Linked DNA regions of Homo sapiens: region 2 is linked to region 1. Evidence: chromatin contacts called from ENCODE Hi-C or POLR2A ChIA-PET data. All regions are on one chromosome and are shown on one strand. The core of a region is the stretch at or near the end of the contact, and the rest is flanking DNA. Distances in the headings are between cores, read along the strand shown.

Region 1 (3,895 bases), core at 1,350-3,849:
TGACATTTTGGCCTGGATAATTCCTTGTTGTGGGAGACTGTTCCATGCATTATAGGATATTGAGTACCATTTCTGGCTTCTACTCACCAGGTGCCAGTACCACAGCTCCCTCCTTCCCCTTCCCCACCCCCAAGTTACAACAACCAAAAATGTCTGTAGACATTATCCAGTGTCCCTAGTCTCCTGGGTTGGGGGGAGGGGCACAACATTTCTTCTGCTTGAGAACTACTGGGTAAGTGCCATCAATTTTTTAAATATTTTTTTTTCTCATCTACTGAAGGGGGATCTGAATAGTAGTCACCAGTATGAGAAGGCAATCAAATGAGATCATGGATGTAAAGCCTCAGCTTATTCGGAGTGTCTCTACCCTGGGACTTTTCTTCTATTTATTTATTTTTTGAGACAGAGTCTCCGACTGTTACCCAGGCTGGAGTGCAGTGGCACGATCTTGGCTCACTTCAGCCCCCACCTCCTGGATTCAAGCAATTCTCCTACCCCAGCCTCCCAAGTAGCTGGGATTACAGGCATGTGCCACCATGCCGGGCTAATTTTTGTATTCTTAGTAGAGACGGGCTTTCACCATGTTGGCCAGGCTGGTCTCCAACTCTTACCTCAGGTGATCCACCTGCCTCGGCCTCCCAAAGTGCTGGGATTACAGGCATGAGCCACCGCATCCAGCCTGGGACCTTTCTATTACATGAACTAATGGTTCTCTTTTAGGTTTAAGTTCAGGCTTGGTTAGGTTTGCATTCAGCTTGCAGGTAGCAAAATATCCACCATAAATGGACTTAAACAGTGAAGGGGAACGATTGATTCACATAACTGGAGATCCAGAAGTAAGTCGAGCTTCGAGTTTGGCTGATGCAACAACTCACCTGTGTCCTCAGGCACTGGTTTTGTCTTTGTGCTCTGCCATATATAGTGAGGTGTTCTACTGAGACTGGTTCACCTTGGGGTCTTAAGATGCCCTCCAGCAGCAGCTGGCACCATGGGTTTCCTTCTTCCCATGAGCACAGAAAGAACACACGTGTTCCAGCATTCCAAGGCAGTCTTGAGAGTCAGGCTGGCTGGGCCACTTTGGTCACATGCTCACTCCAAAATTAGTGTCTTCATTCAGTGGAATGGATGTACTTAAACTGGTTAGTTTAAGCCTCTCAGGTCCTACCCATGGGATGGAATCGCATTCCCAAAATACATGGCTGTGTGAGTACTGAAATGAAGATCTAAGCACCTATGATCTAGGGACTGGTCCTGAACTCATCATTGTAGCTGGCAGGGAGGAACAGGCTGTGTTGATCGGCTGGACCTGGGACTTGAGCAACCCTTGGAGTTGGTGTCTTGGGAACGAGGAGAGGTTAGCCTCACCCAATCACAGGAACTGGAAGTGAGAGAGTGGTTTCCCAATCCCAAAATAGAGATGCTGTTCCCAGAAATGGAGGGAGGGATGCTGAACACATGTCTTAGTCCATTTTGTGTTGCTATAACAGAATACTGAGACTGATTTTGTTTGTTTGTTTTTTGTATTGTTTTCTGAGGTAGACTCTCGCTCTGTCACCAGGCTAGAGTGCAGTGGCGCAGTCGCAGCTCACTGCAACCTCTGCCTCCCAGGTTCAAGTGATTCTTCTGCCTCAGCCTCCCAAGTAGCTGGGACTACAAGTGCGCACCACAGCGCCCAGCTAATTTTTGTATTTTTAGTAGAGACAAGGTTTCACCATGTTGGCCAGGATGGTCTCGATCTCTTGACCTCATGATCTGCCCGCCTCGGTCTCCCAAAGTGCTGGGATTACAGGCGTGATCCACTGCACCAAGACAATTTTTTTTCTTTTTTTTTTTTTAAGACTGAGTTGCTCTGTTGCCCAGGCTGGAGTGGAGTCATGTGATCTTGGCTCACTGCAATCTCCGCCTCCCGGGTTCAAGTGATTCTCCTGCCTCAGCCTCCTGAGTAGCCGGGACTATAGGCATGTGCCACCACACTCGGCTAATTTTTGTATTTTTAGTAGAGACAGGGTTTCGCCATGTTGGCCAGGCTGGTCTTGAACTCCTGACCTCAGGTGATCTGCCTGCCTCAGCCTCCCAAAGTGCTGGGATTATAGGCGTGAGCCATCCTGCCCGGACTCAGACTCTACTTTTAGGGGAATCTAGGATAAGTCAAAGATTTTACCTGGTCTGAGATTTAGATTTGTCTATACACTTTTTAGACATGTGAGAAATAAGTATGTTTTGTGTTTTTAAATTGGCCTCCTGCCTGCTGATCAGGGGCTGTGCTCAGAGGATGCTGCACTAAGGGACTGAAAGTCAAGCTTCTGAATTTCCAGCGAGGTCCAGACCTTTCCTGGCAGGAGGCAGCAGCCCGCCAGCTGCTGTGCCTGGGGTGGGCAGGAGGGTGGCAGAAGCGTCCCAACATGAACCGTTGCCCAGAGAAGCTGTCAGGGGCTGACTGCAGGACTTGAGAACTTTATCAACATGTCACCAGCCAAAGAGAGAAGGCGGCTATGCCTCTAGCTGAGCTCCTGTGGTTCTGACCAATGTATCAGGCTACTACTGGTGTGTTCTCAACGCCACTCGGTCATCGAGTGTTTCATTGGGGTGGCTTGCCAGTGACAAGGCACAAAGCAGCTTTTGCAGAGATAGTAAGAGGAAGCTGGAGAATGGGCTGTCTCCTTGTCTCTAGTGGCCTTGCTGTTTCCCTACTGACTATAGACAGACATGTCATAATACGTCTCTGCTCCCCTGGGCTCTGTGCCCTCTGCCAATGCCCACTGATAATCCCTGACGCTGTTTGGATGAGTGCCTCATTTTCTCATCCCTCTGGCCCCTGCCCAGCCACCTACTGTGTCCTCCTCCTAATAGGGCCCTTGGCCACTTCCCCGGGCTGAAAGCTTGCTCCTTGTGGATTGCCAATGAGACCCGCAGGCCCAATACTTTTTGCCTTTGACAATCCTTTAGCTCCGTAACAGAAAATCAGCAGTGCCAGCAGGGCATGAAAACAGCCCAGTTTATACATATTTGTCAATATCTCAGTTTATGGTTAGGCATATCTGGGCAATTTGGAACAAAATAGAATGGTTACTGACGAGCCCCAGATTGATATTTTGTAATGGTTCTCCATGGCAGTTCAAGGAACTGTGTGGGGCATTTAAACCTCTTCAACTGTATCTTATCTTGTCCCATAAACACCCACCGTTGAGTCAACTGTGACTCCATGACCATCTCACCCCTCTAGCTCCCATGCCTGTATCCCAGCTGGTCCCACTGCAGGAGATGTTCTTCCTACTCCTGTTCCCCTTGTACCTGGTATACTTAGAATCATCTTTCAGGTCTCAGCTGAGTGCCATGTCCTCTAGGAAGCCCTTCTGACTTTCTCAAACTGAGTAAGGTTCCTCCTGTAAGTTCCCAAGTTGCCTAAAATAAACCTTAGCACATTGCCTTGTACTCGTCTATTGATGTGTTTGTCCCTCGCAGCAGGTGATAAATTCCTAGACATTCAAGTACTATGTCTAGTTCACCAATCATGTCCTCAGGGCCAAGGCTTGTGTCTGGCACAGAGAAGGTGCTCAGTATTTGTTGAATAAATATTAGCTGGCTTCAAAGTGTCTAATAATTTGAATTGAGGGTACATTGGGAGTTAATGAAATCTCAGGTTTTATATTATATATAAAAGTGAAAGCCACGTCTATAATTCCAGCTGCTTGGTAGACCAAGATGGGAGGACATCTTGAGGCCAGGAGTTTGAGGCTGCAGTGTACTATGATCACACCTGTGAACAGCAATTGCACTCCAGCCTGGGCAACATAGTGAGACCCCATCTCTAAAAAAATAAAAAATGGAAAAATAATTAGTTCATGTGTTACGGTATGTTAATATGGTATGTTAATATTATTATGTTAATACATCA
Region 2 (4,291 bases), core at 597-3,096, 100 kb before region 1:
GCTCCTCACACATGCCAGGCACATGGCCACCTCCCGGCCTTTGCACCCAAGGCTCCCCAGGGAGGGGTATGCCCTCCTGCAAACTCCCGCCTCACTTCCCCTCCTGACCCCTTCCATCTTTGCTCCAATGCTACTTTATCCAAGATGGCAGAATCTTCCACTTAGCTTCCTCCACTCCCTGCTTTATTTTCCCTCATAGCATGTATCACCCTTTGATATGGTGAGGCTTTGTATCCCCACCCAAATCTCATCTCGAATTGTAATCCCCATAATCCCCAGGTGTCCAGGGAGAGACCAGGTGGGGGTAACTGACATGGGGGTGGTTTCCCCCATGCTGTTCTCATGATAGTGAAGAGTTCTCACAGGATCTGATGGTTTTATAAGGGGCTCTTCGTGCTTTGCTCAGCACTTCTCTCTCCTGCTGCCTTGTGAAGAAGGTGCCTGCCTCCCCTTTCCCTTCTGCCATGATTGTAAGTTTCCTGAGGCCTTCCCAGCCATGCAGAACTGTGAGTCACTTAAACCTCTTTCCTTTGTAAATTACCCAGTCTTGGGTATTTCCTTATAGCAATGTGAGAACGGACTAATACACCCTTCATGCAATAAGTTACTTGTTATGTTTACTGTCTTTCTCCCACAATGAGAATATAAACCCATGAGGGCAGGTTTGTGTTTTGTTTACTGCTGGAGCCCCAGCACCTAAAATAGTGCACAGTACAGAGTAGGCATTGAAGTACTTGTTAAATGTATCAATTCTCATTTTCCCTTTGGGACAACTGAGGTTCAGAGAGGGAGTGTGATTTGCCCAAGGTCACACAGCTGATAAGCAGAAGGCAAACCCAGTCCCCTAACGTTACATTGCCAGGTGTCCTCTCTTCCACAGCCAGTTCAAGGCTTAGAGAAGCCAGAGGGCGCAGGCAGTGAATGCTGACAGCTTCCCAAGGAGATCACTAAATTATCAGGTGGCAGGTCCGAATCCAGTCACAGAGGGAAATGAAAACATTTTGGGGTCTTAAGACCCCTCAGCCATGGTGACCACAGCCACCACTCCTGACCCAGGAGATCTGCAGCCCAAGGTGGGTGGCAATTCAGTGACTCTCATGGCCAGCCCTTGGGTCCATGAGTATGGTGCTGCAAAACAGGAGGACAGACAGGTCCACTTTGGGCCACCAAGGGGGATCTGCCAAGGCTGAGCCCAGACCAACTGCTCACCCTGTGGTCAGACCCCTCACTTCACAGAAAAGGTTCCTGAGGCCCAGATGAGGAAGAGAAATGATTTCCCCCAGGTCACAAGGTAGCTATCCGGGCTAGCAGCCAAAGCCCTGGACTCCCAGGACCTGATCACCACAGTGGACCAATGGGGGAACACAGCTCAGGAGGAGGAGACTGGGGAGAGACACAGAGACAGTCCCAACAGCCAAGCAGGTTGATGGAGAAAGCCATTCTTGCAGCAGACAGGGACAGCAGCCATTAAGTCAGGGGCTGTAATGGGATCAGGAACAGACAGTCATTCAAAATGAAAACATATAAAACCTCTCTTCTCCCATTACTGCAGAGGGACCGTGTCCCAGACACGCACACTTGATATATTAAATTTGGCAGCTCTAATACACCCCATCTTGTCAATAAACTTATAGGAATTGGATTGAAATTGTAAGAGATGAACGTTTAACGGCCGAGTGCTAAACCAAGCCATTCAGAAAGCTTGAAGCTCCCAGAAGCTTGCTGGCGCTGGAGAGTAATGGGGAAGGGAGGGGACAGGGAGGGTGGTTCTCTGGGAGACTGGAACAGAACGGTGGCTCTGCGGCCTACTTAGATAGACAAAACCACACAGGCATTGAAAAGCTGCCTGTGTGACCTTGGGCAAGTCACTTCCTGTCTCTAGGCCTCTACGTTCACTGTGGGAATATGAGGCAATGGCTGCTTGATCAGGAAGTGGTACAGAGAAGTTTCCTAATGCAGATGGTGAAAATGATGCTGATAATACCTGGCATTAAGCAAGTGCTCAATAAATATTACCTATTATTAGGGCTAGTGGTTTATTGAATACCTACTACGTGCTGGCACTAAGCTGAAAGCTCTATATGCATCATCTCATTTAATCCCCAGGACAACCTGTGGGGGAGGGCCTGTTATGCCTTTTTAGATGGGGGCACTCAGGTTCCAGAAATGAAGTGACTTAGCCAAGGTCACACTGCTAGGAAGGAGCCCCGCTGGGCTTGGAATCCAGGTAGCAGGCCTCTAGGGTCCCCACTCCTGATCACATAATGAAAGTCTCCTCCTTAATCCCAGCATTTTGGGAGGCCGAGATGGGTCGATTGCTTGAGACCAGGAGTTCAAGACCAGCCTGGGCAATAGAGTGAAACCCCATCTGTACAAAAAATGCAAAAATCAGCTGAGTGTGGTGGCACATGCCTGTATTCCCAGCTACTCAGGAAGTGAGGCAGGAGGCTGGCTTGAGCCCAGGAGGCAGAGGCTGCAGTGAACTGAGACTGAGCCATTGTACTCCAGCCTGGACAACACAGCAAGACCCCCATCCAAAAAAAAAAAGTCTCCTTCCAACAAATCATAATAATGACAATTTTCCTTTATTAATCACTAGCTACACCCTAGGACCATGCTAGCCCCTTCAAGCCCCAAGAGGTGTGGATTATAATCTCATTCATGAATGAGGCAACTGAGGCCCAGACAGGTGCCATGAGGGGCCCCAGCTCACACACATAGGAAGGGCAGAGCAGGCCTCAGGGTACCTGGGGCTCAGGTCTGCCAGGAAAGCCTGTCTTCATGCTGCCGTGCTAGCTGTCCCAAACACCAGCCCACCAGGAAACTGGACCACACGCTCCTCGGCCTGCCTCCCCAGCCACACTCTGACCCAAATGGTAAGCCCCTTTGGTGGGCTGTATGTGTGTGTATATGTGTGGGTGTTCATGTTTTCCCCCCTCTCTCTCACCCCCTCCACTCCATGGGGGGCAAACCAGCTAATGGTTCCCTTCACTTCATCACCTTGTCAGCCTCAGCTCAGGGCCATGGCTGCCCACCCATGCCCTCCTCTGCCCACCCATCATCTAGCACATGAGAAGTGTTCGGCCATCCTGGATGGGTCAACACGACCCCACATTCCAGTCCCAGCTCTGCCACGTGGCTCAGTCTGTGACTCAGCCACTTGCCCTCTCTGGGCCTCAGTTTCCCCATGTGGGAAGCTGCAGTGGCAGGACCAGTTGATCTCTAAAGGCCTCTCTGGTTCTAATATCCAGTGATCAGATGAGAAGATGCCCAAAATAACGCTTTTTTAAAAAATGTAAATATTGGTCTCGCCATGTTGCCCAGGTTGGTCTCAAACTCCTGAGCTCAAGTGATCCTCCCACCTCTGCCTCCTGCAGTGCTGGGATTACAGTCGAGAGCCACCGCACCAAGCCGGCAATGCTTTCTATCTACCTGTCACAGACACATGTGCAGTGTCAGGCCAGGGAGACCAACGGGCAGCACAGTCCCTCTGGGACGGGAAAGCATGCTCACTGAGCACCACCTGGGCAGGCCCCTCCCTGACCCTCTCACCCTAAGAAGCAGGTCACAGCACCCCCATCTCACCTCCGAGAGCGGGATACCCAGCCTGGGGACAGCACTGAGCATCAGGACCAGCTATCTCTGCATTTCTGTGCCTGGGGAGGCTGTCCGGGGACAGAGTTAAGAGCTGGCTCTGGAGTCAGATGTCAGGGCTTACATCCAGTCGCTACTGCTTCCTAATTTTCTCACTCAGTGATACTGGCATTTCTGGCCTTGTTTTCCTGCTATGAAAACTGGGATAATAACAGTGTTCAGGCCAGGCGTGGTGGCTCACGCCCATAATCCCAACACTTTGGGAGGCTGAGGAGGGTGGATAGTGAGGTCAGGAGTTAGAGACCAGCCTGGCCAACACAGTGAAACCCTGTCTCTACTAAAAATACAAAAATTAGCTGGGCATAGTGGCGTGTGCCTGTAGTCCCAGCTACTCAGAAGGCTGAGGCAGAAGAATTGCTTGAACCCAGGAGGCAGAGGTTGCAGTAAGCAGAGATCGCACCACTGCACCCCAGCCTGGGTGACAGAGCAAGACTCCATCTGAAAAAGAAAAAAAAAATTGCCGGGTGTGGTGGCGCATGCCTGTAATCCCAGCTACTCGGGAGGCTGAGGCAGGACAATCACTTGAATCCAGGAGGCGAAGGTTGCAGTGAGCCGAGATCGAACCACTGCTCTCCAGCCTGGGTGACAGAGCAAGACTCCCTCTCAAAAAAAGCAAAAACAACAACAACAAAAAAGA

What was found. Hi-C counts contacts between places; a loop is a spot of excess contacts on that map. ChIA-PET counts read pairs that join two places held with the same protein, here RNA polymerase II (POLR2A).
Region 2: a map of stomach shows a loop between it and region 1 (2.0-fold over the local background). The contact joins two enhancer-like sites. A Hi-C loop is called at or near these places in 1 of 168 maps with a recorded cell type or tissue (stomach). POLR2A ChIA-PET finds 5 or more read pairs at or near these places in 2 of 52 experiments (K562 and RWPE1).

Annotation. Positions count from the first base shown.
Region 1 is chr22:29,853,317-29,857,211 of GRCh38, forward strand. No RefSeq gene overlaps it. Among named protein-coding and RNA genes, the nearest start is that of ASCC2, 17 kb to the left of the region's middle. Within about 2 kb of position 2,600, at least 8 of the 41 ENCODE cell types and tissues checked have a DNase peak (open chromatin) inside an H3K27ac peak, as active enhancers do.
Region 2 is chr22:29,749,430-29,753,720 of GRCh38, forward strand. The region is part of intron 1 of ZMAT5 (zinc finger matrin-type 5); the gene reads right to left. Among named protein-coding and RNA genes, the nearest start is that of ZMAT5, 15 kb to the right of the region's middle. Within about 2 kb of position 1,847, at least 5 of the 41 ENCODE cell types and tissues checked have a DNase peak (open chromatin) inside an H3K27ac peak, as active enhancers do.